Regions from separate parts of the Homo sapiens genome. Here regions 1 and 3 are each linked to region 2. The links are chromatin contacts, found by Hi-C or POLR2A ChIA-PET in ENCODE. All regions are on one chromosome and are shown on one strand. Each heading gives the region's core, a stretch centred on a gene start or an enhancer-like site at or near the end of the contact. The rest is flanking DNA. Distances are from core to core; before and after follow the strand shown.

Evidence for each region. Hi-C counts contacts between places; a loop is a spot of excess contacts on that map. ChIA-PET counts read pairs that join two places held with the same protein, here RNA polymerase II (POLR2A). Pooled maps may share reads with other maps.
Region 1: a map of heart right ventricle shows a loop between it and region 2 (2.2-fold over the local background). The contact joins the enhancer-like site here to the promoter of NFIA in region 2. A Hi-C loop is called at or near these places in 3 of 168 maps with a recorded cell type or tissue (ascending aorta, endothelial cell of umbilical vein and heart right ventricle) and 7 of 50 pooled maps. POLR2A ChIA-PET finds 5 or more read pairs at or near these places in 3 of 52 experiments (HEK293, activated CD4-positive, alpha-beta T cell and activated T-cell).
Region 3: a loop to region 2 is called in a map of heart left ventricle, with 8 times the contacts of the local background. The contact joins the enhancer-like site here to the promoter of NFIA in region 2. A Hi-C loop is called at or near these places in 53 of 168 maps with a recorded cell type or tissue (A673, Calu3, GM12878 and 31 more), 13 of 37 single-sample maps with no recorded cell type and 40 of 50 pooled maps. POLR2A ChIA-PET finds 5 or more read pairs at or near these places in 9 of 52 experiments (HepG2, IMR-90, MCF 10A and 6 more).

What each region holds. Positions count from the first base shown.
Region 1 is chr1:61,435,009-61,438,292 of GRCh38, reverse strand. All of the region lies in intron 10 of NFIA (nuclear factor I A), which reads right to left. Among named protein-coding and RNA genes, the nearest start is that of NFIA-AS1, 180 kb to the right of the region's middle. RefSeq lists an enhancer at 1,201-1,702. Within about 2 kb of position 1,299, at least 4 of the 41 ENCODE cell types and tissues checked have a DNase peak (open chromatin) inside an H3K27ac peak, as active enhancers do; they include ascending aorta and endothelial cell of umbilical vein, where a contact is called at or near this core.
Region 2 is chr1:61,080,466-61,083,935 of GRCh38, reverse strand. NFIA (nuclear factor I A) reads right to left here and starts at 1,375. Exons shown (of 11, transcript NM_001134673.4): 1 at 1,118-1,375. The coding sequence starts at 1,144. RefSeq lists a silencer at 1,805-2,099.
Region 3 is chr1:61,336,704-61,340,028 of GRCh38, reverse strand. The region is part of intron 4 of NFIA (nuclear factor I A); the gene reads right to left. Among named protein-coding and RNA genes, the nearest start is that of NFIA-AS1, 85 kb to the right of the region's middle. Within about 2 kb of position 1,393, at least 32 of the 41 ENCODE cell types and tissues checked have a DNase peak (open chromatin) inside an H3K27ac peak, as active enhancers do; they include A673, IMR-90, PC-3 and 16 more, where a contact is called at or near this core.

The DNA.
Region 1 (3,284 bases), core at 50-2,549, 350 kb before region 2:
CCTAACTAGACTGAGTCTTTACATAACTCTAAGTGGAATGCAGGCATTCATTTATAATTTTATAGATGTGACATCTGAGGGTCAGAAAGGCTAAAAATTATTCCAAGGTCACATACTGAGATCAAACTCAGGTCTGTCTCCCTCCAAAGCTTCTATTTTTTCCACTACATTATGCTGCCCAGAAGAGGAAGGTACCTCATGACCACAGGTCTCAATGCTACTATTGCCTATAAAATCCTGTATCTCAGGAGGATTGAACCAAGCAAGGCAGAGGTTTCTTCACATATAGAGATCCCACTGTGCCCATCACCTGCTTCCCATCTCCCACAGAATAAAGTCCAAGTGCTTTACTACCCTTGGAAAAAGGTATGTATTTATTCACGACTAGACTCTGATCTAATGTTTCTGCCGTCTACTGTAAACTGACAGATACACCAAACAGAATAGGGTTCTTCAGACACACACTGCTGTTCCTTTGCATGCACTGTTCCTCCTGCCTGGTCTGGAATGTTCTCCCCACCAAGTATATCTGTCTCCTTCAAAACCACTCATGTGTCTTCTCCTCTGGCATATCTTCCATGAGCTCCATGCTTCTCCCCAGAGTTAGTTACTGACTCTTCTGTATGGATTATACCTATTTCAATTACTTCATCGATCACATCTTAGTTTATTTACTTTTCTTTCTGTGAGCTATGTACGGCAGGGATTGAATAATGTACATCTTTAGCCTCCCTTCCAGCTTAGTATGGTGCCAGGAACATAGTAGGTGCTCAATAAATTCTGGCTTCTTTCTCCTCTCTAAGATCAATCATGCAGCTGGCGGGTGGGAGAGATGAGCTAGGAATCCAGGTATTTTGACTCCTAGTCCAGGGTTTCTCTGTGTACCAAGATGTAGAAAAACTCCTAGTCCAGGGTTTCTCTGTGTACCAAGACCATAGGTCCCTCCTATGGTCAGTTCCCTTATTAGACCTACTATGTTATTCTTCTATCCCCCTAGTACCACTCCTTCCCCATATATGCACAGACACACTGCCAGGGACCAATGGAAGGAAGACTGCGCTTGAGAGGGGCAGAAGCTGTATGTCATGAGGGCTGGCCTTATGCTTCCCTTCACTAGTCAAGGCAACAGGAGATATGCAGCATAGTCCAGCCCTGGAGGGCAGCAAAGGGTGCTTCCCACATTATTAAGGCAGCACTGTGAGGGTCCGAGGTTGCCCTGTGCTGAGAACAACTGTGCCTGGTGGCATCCCCATTATCTCAACACATTCAGACTCTGAGGAAGGAGGGTGTTGAGGGTGAGAAACACAGGGCCAGAACAGCCTGTCCTAACCCAGTGTCCCTGCTCCAAGACAAGGGATCCGGCTTATCACAAGCTCATGTGACTCATTAGTTAAATGTGTAAAGCGTTTGGAAAGTGAAAAGCCAATTAGAAGTGCTAAGTTATTTCATCTCTGCTGTAAAGGAAGCAATGTGAGACCTTAAGAAAAATTCTCATGCAAATATTTTGGGGGAGGTGTGTGCTGTGGAATGTAACTCAATGAACAGACTCAATAGAAAGGCTATATCCCAAAAAGACAGGGCACAGATCAAAGAATGTGCCTAAGTCCTCAATAAACAAACAGGAAGGTAAGCAGGTGGGTGTGAGAAAAGTGGCAGGAAGAATCACTGAGACCTCACGTGAGATCTTCGATGGATCTCACATTAGACAGCAAGCTCTGGGCTTGAAACTGTGTGTGTCAGTGGAACTTTCAAGGCCTTAGACTCATTAGAAGCCCTGGGAAAGCCTAGGTCCAAAAGGATTCCTAATGCTGAATCCTTTCCTCATGTGAACAGTCATTATTTAGAGTGTAGAAATATTCGGTAAGGCCAATTTCTTGGGCATAGGATTTTCACAAGCAAGGACTTTGTGGACAGCGAGAACACCACCTGTATTGAGTTCTCTCCTCAAAGTTCATGCAGCAGGGCCAGTCAACTCATTTTCCTGTTCTCTGAACTTGTGTTGACTCAAGCTCTGCAAAACCAGGCTCTTTTCCTTTGCAAAGGAAGCATCTGGTTCCAAGTCATAAAAGAGAAACCCAGAACCTATTGCTGCCTGTTTGGTAAGCACTCTGGAGGGCACCCAGGGGGCACTGTTTCACAGAGCTCCCCTGCAACCACAAAGGCACATATCCTCCAACTCAGCCTTTTCAGAGTCCATGTTTAACCAGCACACGGTGACCCAGCCCCATGGGAGCAGGTCTGCACAAAACGCCAGGACTTCTGCCCAAATCCTGGACCTCAAACAGAGGCTGAAAAGAAATGACCTCTGCACAGTCACGCACATAGCATCTACATCTCCTAAACACATAGGGAGTGTGTGGAGGAAAGGCAGAATAATAAGCCAAGCATTCAGAGACAAGAGGGTCAAGTGCAACTACTGGAGTTGAAAAGTGCATGAAACCTATCAGGGAATAGGAAAAAAGAATATGGCAGATCCTATTAACAGTCTATCCACTACCTATTGCGCCTTCTTCCTTGGGACAATTTTGCTTAGAGAGGCAAATGTGACTGGTCCTAGGTGACGGTCATGATTTGAGCCAATCAAGATAATCTTCTGCTGGTTTTCTCAGCATCCTTTGCAGCTAGAGATTAAAATGTGACCCAGATTTAGCCAATGAGACCTACAAAGAAATTTGCTAGCAGGGTGCACAGGAGGAATAGCAGGGCCTTTTCCCTGATATTAGAGGAAAAATAAGGTATGATATGACTATGCTATTTGGAGCTGCAGCAGCCATCTTGCCGTCAGAGGCTCTAAGCATGAGGCTGAAGAGGCAGCATACTGAGGAAGACAGAGCAGAATGTTAGGAACGGCATGGGTTCCTGTTGGCCTCGTGCAGCGCTGAAACAATGCCAACAACCACTCACTCACAGATTTCTTGTTACGGGAGGAAAATAATCCTGACTGGCTTAAACCACACTTAATTGGGGTTTCTTCTATGAGGTAGATACTATTATTGCCTTCATTTCACAGATGAGGAAGCTGAATTTTAAAGGGTAAGATACACAAGATCACTGAGATAAATGGCACAGCCAGGATGTCAGAACAGGTCTGTCCTACTCCTTGAATCATGACTTTTCCTCCTGTTCCCCCAGAGAAACCTGGTGAGTACCCAGTACATTTCCCTTAGTACCCTGGAATGTCACTGATCAGAAGCATTGTTATGGAGACCCACCTAAAAGCTAGAAATGTTGATGGCATTTCTGCACTTGGCACTATGGTTTTCTAAGTTCCATGCATGGCTATC
Region 2 (3,470 bases), core at 126-2,625:
TGCCTGGGGGTGGGTAGACAAGGGAGGAATGGACAGGGGGGCACGGAAAGGAGAGGCGGTGGGGCGCAAGAGCCCCATGCTCTGAGTTGAGTCGGAGGGGAAAAGTTGCCCCCGTCCTGCGCGCGGAGCGGCCGGAGTCGCGCGGTGGCGGTGGTGGTGGTGGCGGCGGCGGCGGCGGGGGGAGCCGTGTCCGGCCCGGGCCGCCGCTCCGGCTCCCGGCTAGGAGCCCAACTCTGCCCGGCGCTACCCGGCCCGCGGCCCGCGGCCTCCGGCGTTCGGCGCCCTGCACAACGTGGGCTCGTCTCGGCCCCGAAACTTTCACTCCGGGAGAGCCAACGGGCCACCGGCGCGCGGCGAGGACGCAGGCTCCACCCGGCCGGCGCGGGGGAACGCGCGTCCACGTAGCCCCGCTCAGCCGAGGGCTAGCCGCAGCCTGCCCGCGTCCGAGGGGCGCTGTCCGGGCCGGGGCCGGGACGGGAGCCCGCGTCCTTTCCGCGGCCGGACCCCGAAGGCTGACAAACAATAAACAAAAGTAAGAGTTCGGGAAGACGGCGGGGGGCTGCGGCAGCGCAGGCTGCGGGGAGCGGGCCGTTGGGCGCAGGCACCCGAGGTCTCCCCGCACCCGAGGACTGCAGCCGGCCCGAGCGTGCGGGGTGAGCGGTGGGCTCCGTCGGCGGCCCCCTCCCCGGGCGCTGCGGCACTACGGAATCCCTGCTCCCGGCAGCAGAAACGCTGAGCCAGATTTCTGCGTGTCATGGACTGCAACCCCGCCGAAACACGTGCGGGGTGTCCGAAAACACTGCTGTTCCGCAGTCCGTCGCCCCGATATTAATTAACGCATTAATAAGAGGGCGCCATTAGCCATGTGCCCACACAAATGGCCGTGCAAGAGGAATGCACCCGCATGGAAACAAAGTTACTTTCTTTAAGCGGGATCCCCCCCCCCACCCGCGGGCACACGCGCGCACACACACAGAAACACGCGCAGACACAGACACACACCGAGACGCACGCCCTGGGCCCGGCCGGAGCGACGGCCCCGGTGCCCCCCACCCAGCCCCAGCCCTGCCCCCGGCGCCCCGGCCCCCAAGCCCTCCGCATCCACGCCGCGGCTTACCTGGGTGAGACAGAGCGGAGAATACATAACTGCCGGGCGCTGGGGTATGCGTGTGCGTCTGGGTGTGCGGTTTGGAGGTGTGCGTGAGTGTGGGTGAGAGAGGAGAAAGAGGGAGAGAGGAAGAGAGAGAGAGAGAGAGAGAGAGAAGGGGGGAGAAAAAAAAATCAAGCCTGCTTCTTGCGTTCACATTTCCAAGTCGGCTCAACTGCAGCCAGCCAGCCAGCGCTATTGCCGCTCCATGAGCTGAACTTTAACCCCGCCTAGAGTTTCCCTACACTCCACTATACATGCCTACTGTACGCGGGTGTTAAAGGCATAGCGCACCCTTTCCCGCTCCCGCGCCGGCCCGGCCGGGTGCCCGCGAGCTGCCCGCGCGCCCGCCTCCGCCTCCGCTCTGCACCGCACCGCACAGCCGCCGCCCGCTCGCGCCGCCGCCGCGGGGGGGAGGGGGTGTGGGGGAGGGGGCGGCTGCGGCGCCGCGCGGCCAGCCGGGTCCCGAGCCTCCGCGGCCGCTCGCGCTCGCAGGCTGGCTCGCTCGCTCCCCGGCTCTCTCCGTGGCTCGCTCCTTGCTCGCTCGCTTGCTCGCTCTCCCGCTCGCTCCCCGGCCCCCCCGCCCCCTCCCCCGATCAGCGCATTACTGGGTAACGCAGTGAGGAGCAGTTACAGTCTGTACTCCCGGGCAGCTATAGGCTGCCACAGGATGTGCTTAAGCAAACAAAACTACTTTTCCTCGTCCCCATCCCCCCACCCCCGCTGCAGACCTCCGCGGACCTCGGTGGAGGACTTGGGCAACTTTGCCAGGTTGCCCCGCACCCCCCGGGCCACCGCGTGGGCACGTAGAGAACCGAGGAGGAGGCCGGGCGGCACATTTGCATGTATGCAAATTTCTTTGAAAAATCAGACCTCCTAGGTAACTTTTTTTCCCCCACTGAAATGCGGTAAGGCTCAAAGCATTGTAATCTCTCCAGCGAAGCTTTCTGTGGGAATAGATTCGTCGGCAGAGGTAATTATGCACACAATCCTGCAAACTTTGTGCAGCTTCGGTCCTGTGGCATTCAGAAGCGGGGGTGGTGAGGAATCAGTGCCCACAGAAGATTCACCGGATTTGGGGGGCGGGGGTCTGGAGAAAAGAAGGCGGAGATTAATGAGCGTTATCCCTCCCAGGACTGTGAAACTAGTGGGTTTGAACACAGACGCCATAGAAAAAGTTCTATCACGTTCAGAAACAACAGTGGTTTAGCTGTGACATCTTTTACTTTTTAGGAGGAAAAAAATATGTGAAAGGGATGTCCCCTTAGGGAAGGGAGATATTCTGATCCACAAACGCGTGCCCAGAACTGGACATAGGCTATCATTACCGTCCCAGTTTCTGGGACACCTCTGGAAGGGTGCCTTTTAAGAATCCCTTTTTTCCCTCCCCCAGGTAATAGTTCTTAAAATGGAAAAGAGCTTCCTGCAATTATTTTAGGTTTGCTAAAGTATTGTTTTGGCAGAAAAGAGGGGGGTGGTTTTTAGGGTTTGGCAAGTTGCCAGTAAGCCTGCTTTTCCAGTTTTTTTTTTTTAACCTCATATTTTCTCTCTAGGCTCTCCTCTCTCGGAGGGGGGAAAGCCTACCTGCCTCTTCTAAGCCCCCATCCCTTATTTTACTTCTCTTCCTCATGATGGTTTGCAAAATGCTGCATTTGACAACCCTTCTCAAAATTCCAAAAGGAAAGAGGTAGGTATCATGTTGAAAGACACTGGCACACAGGGGAATCTGCCCTTCGGTGGAGGTGACATAACCAGAGAGTCTCTAAAGAGGGGACATTCCTGTAGGAAAGTGAGGGTAAGTGATGTGTTAACAAGTGAGGGTGAGTGATGTGTTAAGGCCACTCTCATTCAGACTTCTTTTCAAAGCAAGGGGCAGGAAATACTGTACTGGAGAAAGAGCAAAAGAGAACCTCTGAAATAATTCTGCATCTGTCTAAAGTTATTTTATGCTTGTACTTTAGTTACTTTATTGCCAAAATAATTCCCGAATGCTCAAGAACCATTCTCTCTCCCACCCTCCCTCCTGAACATCCTTGGAAATCTCTCAAGATTATTTACTAAGGAGTGAGGAGAAATAATGATTTCAGCCTTTAATGAGAGAGTCCATTTTCCCAAACTTAACCCACTGCTTTTCCTTGGTTCCTCTCAGATTTTAGTAGGGGAGGAATGTCCTAAAAGCCAAGCTGTGTTACAGAGACAACATCCCTGGCCACGAGAACCTTTGCTGGGATCTATAACTTCAATGCGCTCCAAGTTTCCTCGATAGAAGTTTCTGGCTGACGGTCCCAACATGTAACTGAGGCACAGTGAAAAGTTATTGTTC
Region 3 (3,325 bases), core at 144-2,643, 260 kb before region 2:
ACCTTCATGCAGAGCAGTGACTGAAGGATACACTAATGTCATAAGCGTATTCCTGCCATAGTTCTAATTTCAACAGCTCAGTGGTCCATGACAACAGCCAGGGCACATATCGAACACAAGGTATATGCACCTTTTAATTCATAGGGCTGAGTCGGCTGAGGACAGAGTCAGTCTAAGGGTGGGGATACTCTCACCTTACATGGCTTCATTAGGTGAGGAGGGTAGGATAGGAAAAAAATCAAGCTTGGCCACCCATACTGTGAGCTAGGATTCAGAAGAAAGCGTAGTTTGACGACAATTTCTATTACTACCAGTCCATTGCACTTGCTGCCAGCTTTACTACCCAAATATTCACCCCAAACATGTCAAGAAAATTAAAAGGAAAAAATCATACAACAAAACATCCTCCTGAACTAATTCAATTTCAATATTTATTTTGAAAATTTATTGAATTATAGTAGAGGAAGCTGGCTGAATTAAGCCAGCCAGACTGTTATTTTTCTTCCTACGAGTATGGCAATATTTATTATTTTACCTCTCTATGAGGGGTTGATTAAAACTAGAAAATGTAACATTTGCAAAGTCATAATATATTCAGAAGAAGGTGGTTCAGATAGGCAAAATAAAAATATATAGGGGCCAATCAGAATTTTCTCTTCCATAACTTAGATTTTCTTTAAAAACTACATTTGGAAATAGACATTATGATTTTTTTAAAGGGCCACCCACTCTTTTGTCTGCTCCACACTCTACCTTCACTCTAGAAGAGGTGCCATTGACTTCTACAGATATAAAATGTGTGACGTTCATTTTAAAATTACTAGTAGAGCCTGCTATTGACCATCCAATTATGCCGAGTTCCATTTATAAACATAGCTAACCACTAAGTTTATGGAGACTTTTTGTGCTGCTTTAATAGGATATTGATCGAGCACATAGTTTGAGTAGACTGCCATTGAATTGTGTAATGGCAAACAAAAGGCAAGGTCACGGCAACTGTTCATGCTAGGGCTGCAATCTATTTTTTATTATATTCTTTTTGTTTCTTCCTTTAATGCTCGAGCCCAAATGGTTTCTTTTGAAAGAAGATCTTGCTTAAGAATATAAGCTATTTTAAAAATTAATTTCCATGCAATGATCACAGCTATCGTGTTACTTAACACAGGAAAACCAACAGGCCACTAGTTTAGAAAGAAAGTTTTAAATCTATCCCACTTTAATTAAGATCTAAAGTACTGCGAATGTTTAAATGGCACCCCAAATGACTGGATGTCTGGAATTTCTTATCCTACACCCATTTCCTCATTAGTCCTTCTGTGCAAGAACATTTTGTATTTTCAAGTTTGGGCTTGTTCCTACCCAAGAGTTTCGTTTTCTTGTTGTGCCTTGTAGCCGAGTTCATTCTGTCTTAGAAGTTCCACCATGTCAGGTTAGAATATTGCCAATAGTTCTTACTAAATTACTAGCCTGAAAATCTAAGCATCTGAATATGGGTACTTGAAAACGTAACAAGGACCCAGAGACTTCAAAAAGAACTTTAGAAATGAACTGCAATTTGGATGTTAATGACAATTCCTGTGTGAAAATATAGAAAGAGCGCACATTTCTAAGGCAGAAAACAGCCACTAGGGTGCCACCTCATGCCAGGCTGAGGCATATGCCTGGTTCCATTCACTCCCACTCTCCATTGACAAACAACTCAGGAATCCTGTAGTGGACCCGGCAGCTGAGCTTTGTGGCAGAGCCAGGACAATTCAGCTGCCGGATTTTAATAGATTCTGCAGCACTGCAACAGGAACCAAAAATCAGTCCGGGTAACTGAGAGTGGTTTTCACACCCAAAGACTCTAAGGCTGGCCACAGTGTACTGAGAATCCTGGCTTTTCAAAATTCCAGGGCCATGAAGTCATCCTTAGCCACGAAGTTTACTTAACCCTTGCAGCCGGCTTGGGTGTACAAACCGCCGCTAGAAAATTAGAGCCCACCAGGCCAGAGTCACAATGGCCTGTGTGTATTTGCGGTTTTCCTCTTTCCCAGTGAAGTAGTTAGGGTTTCGAAGTCACTCCACCAACTTCAAGTAAAATAGAGTCAGCAATTTGGAAGGAAATGGGCAGAAGTAGTGGATTTTTCAGGAGAACTTTCTGGGTTCCTACCAGGAGTGATATTTGACAGCCTTAGCACTCATACTTTGAGGAAAACACTAGCGCAAAATAAACAAAAGAGTGGGTGCTGACAGAGAGAGCTATCTAAGCAGCATCACTTAGCAGCTAGTAGAGTGGGCTCTCTTTGTAGCAACTTCAAGGGAAAGAGACCAATCTAAAAATGCCTTGAGAAGGCTTTGTTTGAAAATGCAGCATCATGTAAGAGCCATTTCAACAGATGGTTCTTGTCTCTTTCCTCATAGTATTATGCTAAAACAACTTTAGTGATTCTGAACCACATTGTTAACACTTGTAAAACCCCCTTCCCCAAAGCAGAGAATACTTCTCTCTCTCTCTCTGGCACAGCATCTAGTGGTCTGTATTTTCCTCCTCCCCTGGAACAAGGCAATAAATAATTGAGCTACTTTCAGATGGTCCTACCACATGGGGGAAAAACTAGCAAGAGAACAAATATAGATTTTTATGCTACAGTATTTTCTTTGCCATGGAAGCAGAACTTTCCATTCTTGCCTTTCGTGGACTTTAGATGATAATGAAAAAAAAAATTAAAAGGTGGTAGGCAGGAGGCAAGGAGGAAAGGGGAGTTCACGGAAGATTGCAGCTTCAGTTGGCCAGCAGGAGTCCCTGATTCCAACAGGTTCATGTATCTGATCAGTATAATTCAATGGCAAGCATCCTTGTTGCCTCATCCCTCACCTCTGAATTTGTGAGGCTAAGCCAGCAGCTTTCTCCTGAGTTTCTCTGCCATTGCCACCTTGGTAGTAACGCTATTAAAAACAACACACTTAGGACATAGTTATTTCAGTGAATCCACATGAGGAAATACTGAAATAGCACCTCCCTCCTCTCTTACATTTAAAAGGAAGAAAATGAAAAACAAAAACTAACTGGAAACCTAGTGTAAGTAAATATTTGTATTAGCAAATTTAAAAATCGAATACTAAAGATCCAGAAAGGGAGAAAAATCTCAACCTAAGCCATCATTAATGATGACTGTGAAATTTTCAGCCCATGTAAGTAGTCATAATTAGGTATAATTGCAGGGGACTGGATGGGGCTGGGATAGATAACAGAAGGTTAAGAAGAAATCTGCAAAACAGTCAGAGATTGTAGGACACTGAGACCATCAAAAACATCTAAGTGAAAGGCATAACTATGGAGAGA